2 separate regions of the Homo sapiens genome follow, and region 1 is linked to region 2. Evidence: read pairs that join two places in POLR2A ChIA-PET (ENCODE). Cell type or tissue: CD4-positive, alpha-beta T cell. All regions are shown on one strand. Region 1 overlaps IL6ST (interleukin 6 cytokine family signal transducer). Region 2 overlaps ANKRD55 (ankyrin repeat domain 55).

What was found. Peaks named below come from ENCODE experiments on the same cell type or tissue, not always from the same donor. Only the 100,000 strongest peaks of a DNase experiment are listed, where the experiment ranks them.
Region 1: POLR2A ChIA-PET joins it to region 2 with 5 read pairs; 4 of 35 experiments call an interaction of 5 or more read pairs at or near these places.

Annotation. Positions count from the first base shown.
Region 1 is chr5:55,957,364-55,961,363 of GRCh38, forward strand. IL6ST (interleukin 6 cytokine family signal transducer) reads right to left here. Exons shown (of 17, transcript NM_002184.4): 8 at 3,039-3,198. Among named protein-coding and RNA genes, the nearest start is that of IL6ST, 36 kb to the right of the region's middle. In CD4-positive, alpha-beta T cell, no CTCF peak of the experiment used is centred here; a DNase peak (open chromatin) is centred at 2,018.
Region 2 is chr5:56,104,932-56,108,931 of GRCh38, forward strand. All of the region lies in intron 10 of ANKRD55 (ankyrin repeat domain 55), which reads right to left. Among named protein-coding and RNA genes, the nearest start is that of IL6ST-DT, 110 kb to the left of the region's middle. In CD4-positive, alpha-beta T cell, no CTCF peak of the experiment used is centred here; no DNase peak of the experiment used is centred here; H3K27ac peaks cover 2,939 bases.

The DNA.
Region 1 (4,000 bases), 150 kb before region 2:
TTACTTTGTTCTTAATACTCTTGCCCTCCAATTGCATGGTGTCTCTACCTCTTTATACCAGCATTTTCCCAACCCAGCACAAAACACCTGGCTCTTCCTTTAGTCAGGGTGATAGCCTGATCAATTATACTGGAACTCTTTTCTAACCTCAAAATTGTAAAGGTAAAAATGTATTCTGAGCAACAACTAAAGAGGCATCACTCTTTCTTATAACTTCATGTTCTTTATTCTGTTTGTGTGCTGGCACTGTATTTATCTACTTGAATCTCCTGTACCAGCAGCCTTTTCCCAGCCTTCCTGGTCTGCCTGTCCTCACTTCTGTTTTGTCATCTGTAATTGCCTCTTCATGATCAACACATCACTGCTTAGATTTTATTCAACTCCTCTCTTATTCTATTAAATACCAGGTCTTCTAATTATATTTATAAAAATTTTGAAAAATTAGTTAATATGATTTTTTAAAGAAAAAAACTTTTTAAAATAAAGTTTTTAACAGTAAAAAATAAAAATGAAATAAACATAAGTTGATACTACTTATCGCTGAAAATCAAACTGGAAAATCTATTTAAACACATTGCTTACTCCTAAATATTCACAAGAATAATAAAACAAATTAAGATAAATGTACTAAAATAAGTTTATTACTTTATATAAGGATGATTGAGAGTGATGGGATGTAATAAAAACAAATTCACAGTATTGTTGTGATAATCACTAACCATCTGAAAAAGCAATCCATAAAACATAGTGGTTTTTTTCCAGAGACAGTGTCTCGCTCTGTTGCCCAGGCTGGAGTGCAGTGGATGACTATAGTGCACTATAACCTTCAGCTCCTAGGCTCAGGTGATCCTCCCACCTCAGCAACCCAAGTAGCTGGGGTTTGGCCACCATACCCAGCCAAAACATAAATTGTTAAATACCAGTAATTAAATTCGGTTTTAAAAATACCTGTAGTATTAATTTTTCAAAACTTATAATAGCCATTAAATGTAGCATATAATTTTTAATTTTTTAGCAATAAGTAATATCAACTGACATTTCATTTTTACTTATCATTGTTAAGCTTTTTGTAAAAAGTTTGTCTTAAAAAAATCAATGGCATTAACTGATTTCTCAAAATTTTTATGAATATAATAACAAGATATGGTAGTCAGTAGAATAAGACAGGAGTTGAATAAAATCTAAGCAGTAAGGCTGGGTGTGGTGGCTCGTGCCTGCGATCCCAGCACTTTGGGAGGCCGAGGGATGTGGTTCACTTCAGTTCAGTAGTTCAAGACCAGCCTGGGCACCATGACAAAACCTTGTCTCCACAAAAAAATACAAAAATTTGCTGGGCATGGTGACACGTGCCTATAGTCCCAGCTATGTTGGGGGCTGAGGCATGAGGATCGCTTCAGCCTTGGAGGTAGAGGCTGCAGCGAGCCGTGTTCATGCCACTGCACTCCAGCCTGGGCAATAGAGTGAGGCACTATTTCCAAAAAAAAAAAAAAAAAAATTTAAGTACTGATATGTTAATCATGAAGAGGCAATTACAGACAGCAAAACAGAAAGGATAGGACAGGCAGACCAGGAAGGCTGGGAAAAAGGCTGCTGGTACAGAAGTTAAAATAGATAAATTCACATGAGTACAGTGCAGCACTCAAACAGAATAAAGAACATGAAATTATTAAAAAAAAATTATGAGCTGGAAATATTTCCTAACATAAAGGGAACCCAGAGACTTCATTCACGCATTGATTTGACAAAGATTATGTACACTTGTCCATTAAAAATGCACACAGGCACTAACCACAATATTTTACCTACATTTTAAACTATTTCATGAACTCCTCCCCATGTATCTCATTTTAAGAATTCCTGGTCAAGACAAAGCAATCTGGCTGAGGACTCCCACAGCAGCAATAGCAAAATTGATTTCTTTCTCAGCATTTATGAGAGAAATCTTAGGGCAGAAGGGTACTTTTCTGCCTTTGATGTTCTCAAGTCACATGACCTAAACCTCTAGAAGAGCTGGAAGTAAAGGGATATAGGTGGTAGGGGATTTTTTCAGCCACAGCTACTGCCATTGATAACTAAGAGATGAGTCTGTGATAGGAAGGTCTCAAAATGAAAAATCTATGCCACGGGATTATTTCTTGAACTTAGTAACATCAGATGCTTTGCAGTGAGGATCTTACTTTAGACTGTACACTCTTTTTGTGCCTTTTTTATTCTATATCATATATATTATCTATAGGAGAAAAAAGGAAAATAAAAACTAACCAACCAAAATTCCAGGATCAACCGCTTCCCAGGGGCTTATCAAGTGCTATTAGAAAAAAAATGAATAAAAGGTATAATACAAGTATATTTTTGATAGTGGGGATCTAAGGTGTAGTTTGCTAGACAGTGTGGTTTTAATGATTCAGGATATGATTCTCTAGTTAGGAGTATCTCTGGACAAGTCTCCTTGAATAAAATGTTCTAGACTTATCAACAGTTAACGGTTTTCTGATAGATGTATCTAAGTCACCATTCCATGATGAATTTTTTTTTTTTTTGAGACGGAGTCTCGTTCTGTCACCCAGGCTGAAGTGCAGTGGCGTGACCTTGGCTCACTGCAACCTCCACCTCCTGGGTTCAAGCGATTCTCCTGCCTCAGCCTCCCGAGTAGCTGGGACTACAGGCGCCCACCACCACGCCCGGCTAATTTTTGTATTTTTAATAGAGAAGGGGTTTCACCATATTGGCCAGGCTGGTCTCAAACTCCTGACCTTGTGATCCGCCCACCTCGGCCTCCCAAAGTACTGGGATTACAGGTGTGAGCCACCGCATCTGGCCTCCATGATAATTTAATTAGGTATCAAATAGACTTATACTATCAATGATCCATATTCAATTTTACATCTTAATGTCCTTAAAAATTAAAACGTTAAAATACTGCAGTTTGAATAAAATGATCACAAACTAAGAAGCAATGAGGCTATATTATTAAAACCAGAACCAGTTCACATCTGGAATTCCAATAGCTTTACTTCTTCATATACTTATGTACTTACTATCTTCATAGGTGATCCCACTTGCTTCTTCACTCCAGTCACTCCAGTATCCCTTACCATCTTCCTTCATACAGCGAATCCTAAACACATATTCTGTAAAAGGTTTAAGGTCTTGGACAGTGAATGAAGATCGGGTGGATGCTGTGTCTTCAGGAGGAATCTGAAACAAAGCAAACCAAACAACAGAAAACCTCAATTAGTAAGGTCTTCTAAATTGTGTTAAAATTCAGAAACTTTTTTTTTTGAGGCACAGCCTTGCTCTGTTGCCCAGGTTGGAGTGCAGTGGTGCGATCTTGGCTCAACACAACCTCTACCTCTCCCAGGTTCAAGCGATTCTCCTGCCTCAGCCTCCTGAGTGGCTGGGATTACAGGTGCCCGCCACCACTCTCAGCTAATTTCTGTACTTTTTTAGTATCAACAAGATTCACCATGTTGGCCGGGCTGGTCTGTAACTCCTGACCTCAAGCAATCCACTTGCCTCGGCCTCCCAAAGTGCCAGGATTACAGATGTGAGCCACTGCGCTCAGCCTAGAAACTATTTATTTTTGAGACAGAGTCTCCCTCTGTCGCCCAGGCTGGAGCTCAATGGTGCAATGGCGCGATCTCAGCTCACTGCAACCTCCGCCTCCCAGGTTCAAGTGATTCTATTGCCTCAGCCTCTTGAAACTATTTTATTGACACAAGACTAATACATTAAACTCAACCTCTGGAGAGAAATAAGTGTAAGTTAAAAAGCAGTCCAAATCAGTAAAGTTATTTGGTTTTAGAAGTATGGAAACATCTATTATCTTTCCTTTTTTCCCTTTATTTCTTCCACAGGGCCTGTAATATAACTTAGGATTTCTGCAGGAAACAGATGGCACACTCCATTTAGAATAATTCAAGGAGGGCTTCATAAAGGGACTACATGCAGAGTATATGGAATCCTTAGACAGTGCAGTTAGTACTCTGGGGCTTAGAGC
Region 2 (4,000 bases):
TCCTCTGCCACTTCCTAGCTAGCTCTGTGACCTTAGGCAGATGAGCTAACCTCTCTGTCTCAATTTCTTCAGTTATAAAGAGGATAAAATCTCTCCTGCAATGTTGTGGAAAGTGAAGTGTGTAGGTGTGTAGGTCAGCAAGGTGGAGCTATTCTTTTTTTTTTTTTTTTTTGGAGACAGTGTCTCACTCTGTTTCTCAGGATGGAATGCAGTAGTGCCATCGTGGCTCACGGCAACCTCTGCCTCCCGGGTTCCAGCAATTCTCCTGCCTCAGCCTCCTGAGTAGCTGGAACTACAGGCGTGCGCCACCACACCAGGCTAATTTTTGTATTTTTAGTAGAGATGGGGTTTCACCATGTTGGCCAGGCTGATCTTGAACTCCTGACCTCAGGTGATCCACCCGTCTCAGCCTCCCAAAGTGTTGGGATTACAGGCGTGAGCCACCGTGCCCGGCCAGGTGGAGCTGTTCTTATTAGCAGTCCTAAGAAAGAGCCATATTTCCTACAGAGATCAGGGTGACCTTCACATATTATAGAAGGTGAGTTTTGAGCTGGTTCTTAAAAGATTGTAGGAATCGGTCAAGCACACAGTGGAGAGAACCCAAAATAATAACAAGGGCCAAGATGTCATAGAATGGAAAGGTATGAAATTGTCAAGAAACTGAGACATATTCAAGGAACTTCTGAAGAGGTAGGGGTGGGGATTTGAGATGGGCGGTGCAGAAGCTGAGCATGACCATGCCGTGAGGTCTGACCATGCCGTGAGGGCTTTGTTTGCCCAGTTTAGAACCCTGGCCTTTGTCCTGAAAAGATGCAAAACGTTTGATGGGTTTAGACAGAAGGATCACAGGATCAGACCTAACCAGCCAGAAGAGTGCATTGTTGGCTGAGATAGTCTAGAAAATTCTAGAGAAGGAAGCTCTCTTTTGCAGGAGAAAGGAAATGCACACTTTTTTACTTTTCTTGTGACGGCTTATAAATAACCAGGCTAGCAGACAATACCACAGAGCTTTCTGTTCCATTTTCTCTGAAAGCTGCCTGCAATGAATTAAGCTGACGTGCTCCAAATTCCAAGTCTCTAGGATAAGTGCTTCATCCCCCATCTTGCTGCATCCAACCTCTGACAGGTCTCAATAAATGTTAAGCAATAATCATTACAGCTAAATGTTCAGGGCTGCTGATGTAAGCATTGGATAGTGGCTGCCTGGAATTTTAACAGCAGCACTACTAACTCATATTATTTCTACCAAACCCAGGGCAGGAAAGGAGGAAATCCAAAGATAAAGGGACAATCCAAGTTCAAGTCAGTGCTATAGTGGGATGATTTATCCAACTGCTTTACCACATTAAACTTTCACATAAAGTTTCAACTCTCCTAGACTAACAACAACGACAACACCCACTTCAGTGTAGTGCAGAAGCCTCAGTGATCTCAAAACAATTATTGTTAAAAATGATCACAAAAATAAAATCCGTAAGGCTAGGAAAGCTTTTTTTTTTTTTTTTTTTTTTTGAGACATAGTCTTGCTCTGTCGCCCAGGCTGGAGTGCAGGTGCGATCTCGGCTCACTGCAACCTCTGCCTCCTGAGTTCAAGCGATTCTCCCACCTCAGCCTCCACAGTAGCTGGGACTACAGGCGCCCGCCACCACACCTGGCTAATTTTTGTATTTTTGTATTTTTAGTAGAGATGGGGTTTCACTATGTTGGCCAGGCTGGTCTCGAACTCCTGACCTCAGGTGATCCGCCTACCTTGGCCTCCCAAAGTGCTGGGATTACAGGCATGAGCCACCACACCCAGCCTTAGTGGCTCATATCTATAATGCCAGCATTTTGGGAGGCCAAGATGGGAGGATTGCTTGAGGCCAGGGGTTCTAGACTAGTCTGGGTAACAAAGTGAGACCCTTGTCTCTACAAAAAAATGATGACAAAAAAATTAGCCAGAGGAGGAGATGTGTCTGTAGTTCCAGTTACATGGGAGGTTGAGATGGGAGGATTGCTTAAGCCCAGGAGTTTGAGGCTGAAGTGAGCTATGATCAAGCCACAGTACTCCAGCCTGGGTGACAGATCCTATCTCTCTCTAAAAAAAAAAAAAAAAAAAAATCCCTCACTCTCTTTTGATAAATCAACTGTGATAAACACTCAGCAATCATTTAATGTTTGATCAAATGACTAAGCTCCTTTCCATTTTTGAAACCCTATGACTGTATCTAAACATGAGAAGAAAGTCAATTTAAAGTCAGTTGCAGAAGCATTTTAGTAAATCTATACCCCTTAAAGCTGATTTATAGGCTGAAAACACTTGGGAAATTTATCTTATCATGACTCAGTTGCCTAGAATGGCTCCTAGTTATAATCAGCACTCAGAAAAATTGGTTGAAAAAAATATTTGATATAGGCAGATTCCATTGGAGAAATTCACCTTCCCCTTTCTGCTATTCTGCTGTCCCAGGATTTTTCTAGTTATTTCATTGTGTAAGTGAGCAAATCCCCAAACCACGTTTATTGAATTTCTTTTTATTTCAAATAAGATGGAAATTTTTGGGTGGCACATGTGTCAGAATGTACTAACTCTCCATCTAATATCTCCTCCCTCACTTAGAAACAGAAATCCAATTTTGGAGGGATAGCAACGTGGCCAGCTAAAAGACTCCTTGTTGATAGCTGTGAATATATGACCAAAGTTTAGAGGCCAATGAGATGCAAGCGGAAGTGTGGCACTTAAGCCAGATGAGTTCTTAATGGGAGCTGATTCACATGGGGACACGCATTTTTCCCCCTCTCTACTTCCTTCCTCCTGCTCCATCAGCCCCTCGAGGAGAGAAGCCATACATTAGGTGACGGGGCACATAGATGGAAAGAGCCTATGTTGCTTATGATTGTGGAGCCACCAAATGTCTGGGAACTGCCTACTTCAGACTTCTTTCATGTGATAGCAATAAACTTTTTTTTTTTTTTTGAGACAGGGCCTCACTTTGTCACCAAGTCTGGGGTGCAGTGGTGCGATCTTGGCTCACTGCAACCTCTGCCTCCCAGGCTCAAGTGATCCTCCCGTCTCAGCCCCCCAAGTAGCTGAGACCACAGGCAAGTACCACTACTCCTGGCTAATTTTTTTTGTATTTTTTGTAGAGACGAAGCTTAACCACGTTGCCCAGGCTGGTCTTGAACTCCTGAGCTCAAGCAATCCACCTCCCTTGGCCTCTCAAAGTGCTGGGATTACAAGCCTGAGCCACTGCACCTGGCCGTGATAGCAATAAACTTCTATGTTGTTCAAGCCCCTGTGACTTTGGGTTTCTTTTACAGGAAGCTGAACCCCATCCTAACTGATGTAAAAGAGACAGGCCAAGGCTGTCTTTGGAACGGAAAAAGAACAAGATTTTCAGATTTTCACATGATTTTCATAACAGAAGGTATTCGTTTGGCCGGGACAGGCCTAACTCTGGAAAACAGGATGGGTTGAGGCCCTGAAGTGTCAAAAGGTGGCAGACCACTGTGTTCCCTTCCTGATCCTTCTGCAGAAAAAAATGCAAACACTACCCATGCCACCAGCCAAGTGCTTCAGTGCTTTGTGGAGGAAGCAAAATCTTGACTGGAGTTTTTCTCAGACATCAGGAAACAGCCTTAATGTGCTTATCCATATTTATCCTGTGCCTAAATATGTATACAAATATGAGTGAGGGAGCCATATTCTACTTCAAAGGCTTCAGGCACTGGGCACATGTCAAAGGGTGAAGAGAGTCAAAATCAACTGCATATTAAACGCAAAGGAATTTTGCTCATTCTGAAAAAATATATGGCCCTTTTCTACTTTTTAAAAAAACATATTGCAGCTGGGCACAGTGGCTCACGCCTGTAATCCCAGCATTTTGGGAGGCCGAGGCGGACGGATCACGAGGTCAGGAGTTCGAGACCAGCCTGGCCAACATAGTGAAACCCCGTCTCCACTAAAAATCCAAAAATTAGTCAGGCGTGGTGGCACATGCCTGTAATCCCAGCTACCTGG